Regions from separate parts of the Mus musculus genome. Here region 2 is linked to region 1. Evidence: chromatin contacts called from ENCODE Hi-C or POLR2A ChIA-PET data. All regions are on one chromosome and are shown on one strand. The core of a region is the stretch at or near the end of the contact, and the rest is flanking DNA. Distances in the headings are between cores, read along the strand shown. Region 1 holds the start of Ankrd1 (ankyrin repeat domain 1 (cardiac muscle)). Region 2 holds the start of Hectd2 (HECT domain E3 ubiquitin protein ligase 2).

Region 1 (4,818 bases), core at 1,387-3,886:
TTACATTGAATATCAAAAACCATTGCATTCATTTCTTTTTTGAGGAAGGAAATTCAGCTTTGGTGTGAGCTGTCATCTCAGTTCCCCAGAGGAGCAAAAATACATTCGAGATTTCTGACACGTTGCTTTGTATTGATGAACCATTAGGCTAATAGAATGAGACTGTGATGACCGATAGACTGAGAGGGAGACAGCGCATCGTAACTGTTCCAAATCAGGAAGCCAGATGACAGAACTAGATGGGGAATTCCACCTTCCCCTCCAAATGCTGGGGCATTTGAGTCTGATCAAAGACACTACTAATAATATCTTTCACCAGAAGTAATTTTTTGGCCTTGCCTTTATGGAAGTCTAGACCAAGGATCTAAGAAGTTAAAGATGAACTGACCTCGTATAAATCAAACAGAATTATATGAGAACAAGAAAAGCCTCATGCAATCCATCATGCTAATCTAGTTTTGGCGGTTGTGGGACAGAGGGGAACAATAATCTCTCTCTCTCTCTCTCTCTCTCTCTCTCTCTCTCTGCTACTGGCAGATGTAGCAACAGCTGGAGAAACTTTTAGGTGGAAGACATTGAGACTGTATTTGCCAGCCTCCAGGAAGGCACGGCACAGGCTTGCTTACCTCATCGCAGACGTCGGGGCTGTTCTTGTCTGACAGGAATTTCTCTACAACTGGCAGTTTGTTCTCCAGCGCAGCTTTCAGAAACCTCGGCACATCCACAGGTTCAGTCTAAAGTGAGGGAAGAGGAGGGCAGGAGGAGACAGACAGAGGAGGAGAAGGAAGAGGAAGAGGCAAAGGGAAGGGAGAGGAAAAGACAAGACAGGAGAAGAAGGGAGAGGATGCTCATAAAGAGTAGAGGAGAAAGTGGGAAAGAACAAAGAAGAAAGAAATTGAGGAGAAAGGAGAGAAAAGGGAAAGAAATCGAAAGTGGCCATGAGTTTTGCTGCCGTCGTCCCTCCACAGGACTCACCCCTGCAACTTATAAGGATGTGCAATAACCAAACAGTCCTTACCATAATTTCAGGTTCTGGCTCCTTCACAACTGGAACTTTGGTTTTCTTGTATTTTTTCCTTTTCTTCAGTTGAACAATTATTTCAAGGTCTTCTAAGTTTTCAAGCTTTGATCTTTGTTCTAGTTTTTTCTTTTTGAGCTAACGAAAGGGGGGAAAAATCAAGTGTTGAAAAATATATAGTGAGTTCTAACTATTGTGGTACCTGAACAAACCCTGCACAGCCTGAGCAAACTGTGAGTGGGCTGAGAATGGGAAATCCAAAGCACTTTCAAGTGAGTGTCTGACTTCAGGGATTTTATTTTCATTAAAGTATTTGGGGTCTAATTTTAATCTAAGTCATATTTACTTCCTTTGCTTGTAGAACTAGTCCTTGACTAATTGGTTAGAGGCACGACATAGTCTCTCAGTAATCATTTTGTAATTAGTACCATAAAGCCCAGATTTCTATAGAATTTGTTTTCTCATTCTCAAAAACTAACATATGTTTTAACCAAGGGTAGAAAATACAGATAAATTCACAAATACTGATGCCATTCTCCTTCACGAGTCTCTGAAACGGAGATTACTGCTGCACTTCTAAATTTGTGTTAGTAATCTACAAAAATTCAATAAATAAATTTCAATAAACATGGCAAGCTTATTCTATGACCCGTGGGCCACAACTCAATGTTATCAAAAAGAACAAATCGCCTTGGCTCAAATTGAGTAGGCAGTGTGTGATGTTGGAGCTTTTCTGGTTATCATTATCTGTCTGTCCTTTGATCAAAACGTGGTCATAGCACATTCAATCATTGATTCAACCCTCCACACAGGAGGAATCCAAAAGTAATTCCCCCAGTCATTTCCATGTGCACTGCTTCTTTGCATCATGCGCTTCATATCTGGTGAAAAGACATCTTTAGAGCAGTTTTTATTTGTTTTCCTCCTCTCTTCCCCTCTTCCTCAGGGACCTCCGTACCCCACTCCCACTAGGATTTTGTGGGAGGTCCTCACCTCTGCCTCTCGCAGTTTCTCGCTTTTCCGTTGTTCCTCCCCCTGCTTCACGCTGTTGGCCGGAAGTGTCTTCAGGTCCTCTTGCTTCTCCAAAGCAACAGCAGCTTCATATTCTCCATTTCTGAACTCCCCAGGAAGGAATTCCCCTGCGGCCCCATTGCTGTTCTTTTTGCCTGTTACCTGTATGTGAAGAAGATGTTGAAGTCAGAAGCAAAGCTACCCATCTTGGGGTAACTGTCCACAAACAATGCCACAGGAGGTCCTTCCTCTCCATCCAGCGACAGCCACCTTCAGGCGGTGCACTGTCTGGAGCATAGCTCCAGGTATCCCAGGTGCCTGCCTTCCTCTCACAATTAAGATGAGCATCAGGTTAGCACATGAAAATTCACTTTTAACCCACTCAACCCACTCAACCACCTTCTCTTAGGAAGTCACTAACGCCAACCCCACATTATTCCTGAGAAAGAAAAACCATCTGTATTTTCAAATAAAAGCCAAGATTAAAAAAAAAAAAAAAAAAAAGATGTTTTACATACCAGCTCCTCTACTCTCAGTACCATCATGTTGGCAGCCGTGAGTCTATGTTTTTCTCTCTTGTGGATGAACCCCTGGAACTGGCCCTGTGGAGCCCCTCCACACCAGCCCGTTATATAGCTAGGGCTGGGTGAGATAATCTTCCAGCCTGGGAAGCCAAGTCACACCCCTGCCCCCACCAGTGGCCAATTCAGAGGCAGGTGAATTTTCATTCCAGACTTAGTGTCTGGGAAGCCCAAGAGGGAGATGACAAGCTGGCCGCGGCGTATGCGAATCAGGAAGAAATGTGAGAGGGTCATTCCTTTGGCAGTGACCACACCGCTCAGCAATGCGAGTCATCCCACGTATCGGGAAGCCAGGGGACAGCTGCCTGTTAATATTGCACCACATCGCTGCTCTTTTTCCTTCTTTGTCAGCTCTCATATGACTAACGTATCAAGAAAATGCAAGCACTGTGCATCACACTTACAGCCATATCTTTCTGATAACTGGACTTATCAGCACTCCAGTTGGCTGGGAAGTGTTGCTTTGGGACATCCTATTTCTGGGGATAATCAGCCCGAGGGGAAGGAGATGGGTCTGGGTGCCACTTGTCTCTATCTGTTTGGAATTCTCTGGAGTGATGTCTGCAGCTAAAATGGCCCTGTGACATGCCATCGTACCAGCATTAGGAGAAATTGAAAGCATTCAGTAATGCACTTTGACTCTATGGTGTCACTGGCCATAATTAGTGCACCACAGGCTCACCGTGTTCTAAATCTGAAGGCTAATCAGAGGATCTACCCCAAAACGGGCCGAAGTGATGCACAGAGAGATGTGAGTCCAGTTCTTAGCAGAAGCACAACTTGGATGCTGTCAGTAAAGTTTCCCAATGCTGTGGGAAAAGCTTAAGAGAGCCCGAGAAAAATGTGCGTCTGAGGCTGGAGACTCATGGGCTAATGATAGAGCATCTGCCTAGATACACGGGGCTCTCGTGTTCTATTCCTAACACGGAAACAAAAAGGCCCCAAGCTTTGCTGTTGAGAGAGGCAAAAATACTTGTTTCTGGCTTGTCATCGCTAAGATATTAAAATGTGAAAAATATAAATATTTAGATCTTTTTATAGTTCGAGGAAAGATTCTATCGTAAGAGCCACATAAAATACTTTTTTTATTTTTTATGAAAGAGGAGAGTGAAGGGGGTGTCAGTAGAAGAGGGAAGTGTTAATTAGGGTGTTGTGTATGTTTGTTATGCTGGCCATCATATATCTGTCTCTCCTCACTCACCCTTCCATGAACATGGGGTAAGAACCCCCACCCCACTTCAGCTGTTCAACCAGCAAATTGTGTTTCTAGAATCTTCAGTACAAGACATTGCCCTGAAAACCAACACACTAATACCTTGTCCTTCGTGGGTTCCCCTCTCCTAGTGTTCTCTCTGTCCTATCTGTCCTGAGACGCTATCAATGGATAACTGTTGGTCTTCTCGTTTTCATGGTTAACACTATTTTCTTTGACCTCTTGAAGTGACAAGCAGCTATGGCAGCTTTTCTCATTCCTGTGGCCGTTTGTTCCAGGCCTGACTCAGAGCTAAGGGGGGCTGAGAGTTGAGACCTTTCCTTTGAGGAAGGACTCTGGGCTGCTGAGCAGTCTTGAATCTCTGAGTATTTTGTGCCTCCCTAATTCAAGCAAGGCCAAGGATCTCGATTCACAGAGATGACACCTAGACACAGAAACATTAGGCTACTTGCTATGGATGCAGAGCTAGAAGGTGAGGTTGCGTCTTCGCTCCACCCACGATGCGTCTTGGCTCCACCCATAAGAAGCAGACCTGGTACATACAGTTCCTACTCAGACTTACTAAGAGCCCCAGCAGAACAGCTGAAAGGCTTTCTGTGAACACATCACTTTGAAGAATGAAGAATGGACAGAAAGGCTTTCCCAAACCTTTCCCCACCCAGGTGATTTTTCTCTAGAACAGTGTGGCGGCCTCATGTTGTGGTGACCTTCAATCATAAAATTATTTCATTGCTATTTCATACCTGTAATTTTGCTACTGTTACGAATCGTAATGTAAATACCTGACATATAGGATAGATGATATGTGACCCCTGTAAAGGGTCGTTTGATTCCCCCAAAGGGGTCGAGGCCCCCAGGTTGAGAACTGCTGCCCTAGAATCAGGCTGATCCTGAAAGAGAAGCTCCAGGAAATTCCCAATGAGCACCTTGTAGAGGATGGGGCTTGCAGAAGTGTTGGGATGGGCTGAGTTTCACAAACGGACTAGACTAGGAAG
Region 2 (4,232 bases), core at 15-2,514, 430 kb after region 1:
TAATACAGTAGGCACTATCCGATTCACTTTATTGCTTGCTACAAATTCTGGGCTTGAAAAACAACCTCATGCCAGGAAGAACTGTAACTATTTATTTAGTTCTGCGGACTCTGAATTATATAAAATGACAGTCACCAAATCCCCTCTGAATTTGTTTCAGAGATATTCTTGCTTCTTGTATTTGGAGCTGAGTATTCTTGGATTAGAAAATTCACTTCACCATGAATAAAATAACGAAGTCTCAACTAAAAATCCCAAGACCTCAATGTCGAGAAATTCTCTATTTTTAGTAAGTGGTACAGTGAATACTTCCTCTCTCCCTTCTCCTCCATCAGCAGGTGTCTCTGCCATTCCAGCAGACTGATAAAAGGAAAAGGAGGGGGCGAGGAGAAAGGAAATTGTCTAAGTCGTCGTCGGGTGGTGGAGGTGGGGATATTTTAACATGACGATTTAAAGTAATTTTTTAAACGTTCTTACCCAGAATTTATTACGAGGTTTATTATGGATTACTCAGCAGTTTGGATCTGTCCATCTGTAACTTATAAACGGAAGGGGACAAGGGATTAGAGGGAACGAAGGACGGCGGGGGGCGGGGAGAGCAAAATGTAGGCGCGTGGGCACGGAAGGGAGAGGCGGACTTGGCAGTCATGAGGGACCGCGGCTCAGAAATGGAAAGTGTGGCCTGGCCGTCCTGCCCTGGAGTGTGTGTGGGAGGGGAGCACGGTGTCGCATTGTCCTCTCCCGACCCTAAGCGCTTCTCCCGTAGGATGAGGCCAGGAGAGGACACGGGGAAAGAGTTAGTCATAAGGATGCTCAGGTGAGCGGTCTCCCAGTCTCCCCGGCGCTGGAGGCACTGGAGGAAAGATCAGGGGGCAGACATGACCCCGAGTCCGCTTCCTGAGCGCGAGTTTAAAGGTCAAAGGCCACCAGCTGGGTCAAAGGTCCCCGGCTCACCTGCCACTCCAGGTGAAGGGAAAGCCAGGGTTAGAATCCGTGTCACAGCCTTTACAAGGCCTGTCGCCCTCCCACCACAGCCCGCGACCAACATGGCGACCAGGCGCCCCCCAGCTCCCGCCCCGCGCCGTCTCCTCAGCGGTCCCCGCGCGTGACGCGGGGCCGCGGTCTGAGCCCCGGCCGGCGGACCCGCGGGAGCGGAGCGCGGCCGAGGGCGCGAGCCGGGCGCACGCAGGGGGTGGGCGGCGGAGCCTGGCGGCCAGCCCGGGGGCGCGCGCACACGCGCGGGCGCGCGACGGGCCGCGGGCGCGCGCGGGGGCGGGGGCGGCGCGGCGGCGGCGGTTGGAAGGAGCCCTCTCGCGGCCGCGGCAGCAGCAGCAGCGCCCGCCCCGGCTGCAGTCCGGCCGCCGCTGCCGCCGCCGCCACCGCCTCGCGCCTCAGCCGCCCGGCCAGACATGAGTGAGGCGGCTCGGGATCTCTCGCCCGGAGCGCCGCCGGCGGTAGCCGCGGCCGCCCCGGAGGAGAGGAAGGGGAAAGAACCGGAGCGCGAGAAGCTGCCGCCCATCGTGACGGCCGGCGCAGCCGCGGTAGGTGCGGCGGGGGCCGGGGGGCGCCCTGGGCGGTGGGTTGAAGGCGGCCTGGAGAGGGGACAACAGGGAAGTTGCGCCTCGAGGGCAACGGCCATCACTTGGGAACCGCGCCTTCCACGCTCGGGGAGTGGGGTCCGCTGCCTGATGCTGGGTGTTTGCTTGTTTTCGGGGGGTCTGGCTCCCGACTTTCTGCTGAGGGTCGGCATCCTCTGTTGGATGAGCATGGGTGCCAGTTGGGCGTCAGGGAGGTTTTCCCTGAGTGGGAGAACCTGCCTGTGGGCGCCAAGGCAGCGCTTCCCTTCGCTTTTGCGGTCCTTTCTCCCCTCGGGTTGAACAGTCTCAGAGAGGAGTTTCCTCCTAATTCTGACCTTTCCGTTGCTATCCGGGTAGTGGGAGGCAGTTGCCTCCCTGGATGCTTTTATTTTTTTCATACGGTACTGACGTGTGATTTGAAGGAGCGAGGCTTTTTCTTCTTTTAAAACTCGGCTATCCAAGCTTAATAAGCGTGGTAATTTCCCAGCTGGATTTTGCAAGGGTTAATTTGGAAGGCGCTCTCAGCCTTCAAACTCCATACTGCCAAATGATGTCATGGGACATCATCCCCTCTCTCCCTTCCCCCTGTTTGTACTTAGTGGTTGGGAGTCTGGTTGCTTTATGATTAACTTCTGGTTTTGACATTTTTATTTGACATAGTATTTAAATACTTTGGGCAAGTTTGCTTTCAAGTATTTAAAGATTATGACTTGTCAACGCATCTGTACGTGACAAAATAGTAAAAGTTTGGGGAATATTATACATTTAAAAAAATTTCTACTTGCAATTAGTTTCTAGAAGCCGCCCTCCTAAATGACTAGGAACTTACTAAAATAGCTCACTCTTCTTTATAAAGTATTAGTATCAGAATAATGTTATGATTTGGTAGGTTTTTCAAAAATGTCTGAAGCCTGTAATAACTGGAAATTGTTAAAGACAACTCTTTTATCATAAGTCAGCACAGCAGATTTGGACAGCAATGACACACATTTTAAAAGGATAACTACAACTGATTGGTAAATTGCAGCTGTAGTTAGGAATTACCTTGGGAGATGCTTTGAAGCAATTTGTCATTCATATTGTAGTCTGTTGGTGCACAGGGTTTTCACAGCTTTTTATGTAGGACTTCTTAATGCCAATGTAGTTTGTTTGTTTCAAGTCTGGGTATGTGTCTAGTGTGTGTATACGTGTGAGTATGGGTATATGTGTATGGAGGTCACATATACATGTGACCTGGTGTTGGTTGTCACCCCATGCTTTGGCAGTTTTTTCCTAAGGTGGTTATTAAGAGGGAAAATGTAACATCTGCTTTTAGAAGCAATGTTATGAGTTTAGTGTCTAACAGCAAGTACCTTTCCCCAAATTATTTATATATAGTGAAGAATATATTATATATAGCAAATAATGTCTATTATTTATCAATATTATTTACATATAATTTCAGTGGAACTGAAAGAAAGGTTTGGAACTTAACAGAAGCTGATACAGTGTGGCTGGAAGTCTAACATTTGTTATCTGAAGCACATAGGTCTTAGTAATTTCAAGTTTTTCAGATTTTAAGAAAGTAATCCTTTTAAGTATTACCACATGTAATAACTACAGTGAAGTCCTGGCCAATTTCCTGGCATCAGTAGTATCTAAAACTGTAGCCAATGTATTGTTTGTTCTGTTCAGTGGAATAAGGTTAAAAACTCTTACTTGCCTTATGGCATTTCAAGGCACATCCACATTTGTGCTACCAAGTGAATTGCAAAGACACTCTTTTTCAGGATGTAGACTAGTCAAAGAGCCTATAGTTTAAGAATTTTTAAAAAATCTTTGAACATGGAGGATAAAAACAGTTTGGAATAGAAAACTTGGGATTCTGAGGCAGTTTCTGGTGGTGCCTTAAAATTTCTTTTGACCTTGATACTGCTGTTGGATTTTTCAATGGAAATTTTAAGAGGAAAATGCAAGTATGTATTGCATATTTTTCAAGAGGATTTTCAGAGCTGAAATTTTGAGGCATCATGATAAAAAGCCTAAGGAAAAAAAATGCTGACATCTGAAGATGAGGAAAGCCAGGGCATCTGGGATGACCGGATTCTCCAGTAGAGTGGGGAAGACTTGATGGAATGTGGTGGAAAGAGAAAGACAGTTTATTGCCTCCTAGTTTATTTCTGAACTCTGTAGGGCTTAAGCAGAACTCAAGGTTTGTTTAGTATCCTAATTGACATCAGGAACTTTGGGGACCCTTTTAGTGATTCTTCCTTTTTGCCCAAATTAATAGCTCCACCCTTCCAACTTGAGTTTATATTTCAATTCAAGTGGCCCTGTAATCATGTGGGGTTTTTTCCCTCAGAAAATTAGTGTGTCATGGTTATGACGGTGTAGAAACAAGTAAGAGTGACAGCTCACGAAAATAAAGAAGAGGTCAGATTATGCTGATCCTAATAAGGCCAAAAAATATAAGCTATATTCTGAATGTTTAAAGAGGGGTGCCATGATGGGAGAGAGAATGGTAGAAACTGTAAATTCTGATACTACCTCTATGCCAAATTCCATTCAGAAGATTCCTGACACAGGTCTCAAACGAGACTGACTGTAGAGTTACTTTGGTAGGATGTTGGTCCTGACTCACATCCCACCCTAAGATACCAGTTTTCAATCTGATGC

The links. A loop is a pair of places that touch in the nucleus more often than their neighbours do. ChIA-PET counts read pairs that join two places held with the same protein, here RNA polymerase II (POLR2A).
Region 2: a map of heart shows a loop between it and region 1 (2.5-fold over the local background). The contact joins the promoter of Hectd2 here to the promoter of Ankrd1 in region 1. A Hi-C loop is called at or near these places in 2 of 37 maps with a recorded cell type or tissue (heart and left cerebral cortex). POLR2A ChIA-PET finds 5 or more read pairs at or near these places in 1 of 5 experiments (embryonic stem cell).

Annotation. Positions count from the first base shown.
Region 1 is chr19:36,117,208-36,122,025 of GRCm38, forward strand. Ankrd1 (ankyrin repeat domain 1 (cardiac muscle)) reads right to left here and starts at 2,637. Exons shown (of 9, transcript NM_013468.3): 1 at 2,548-2,637; 2 at 2,012-2,191; 3 at 1,019-1,156; 4 at 627-734. The coding sequence starts at 2,574.
Region 2 is chr19:36,553,375-36,557,606 of GRCm38, forward strand. It overlaps Hectd2 (HECT domain E3 ubiquitin protein ligase 2), which reads left to right and starts at 1,265. Exons shown (of 21, transcript NM_172637.3): 1 at 1,265-1,541. The coding sequence starts at 1,410. It overlaps Gm41838 (a long non-coding RNA gene), which reads right to left and starts at 665. Exons shown (of 2, transcript XR_877830.3): 1 at 478-665; 2 at 1-360.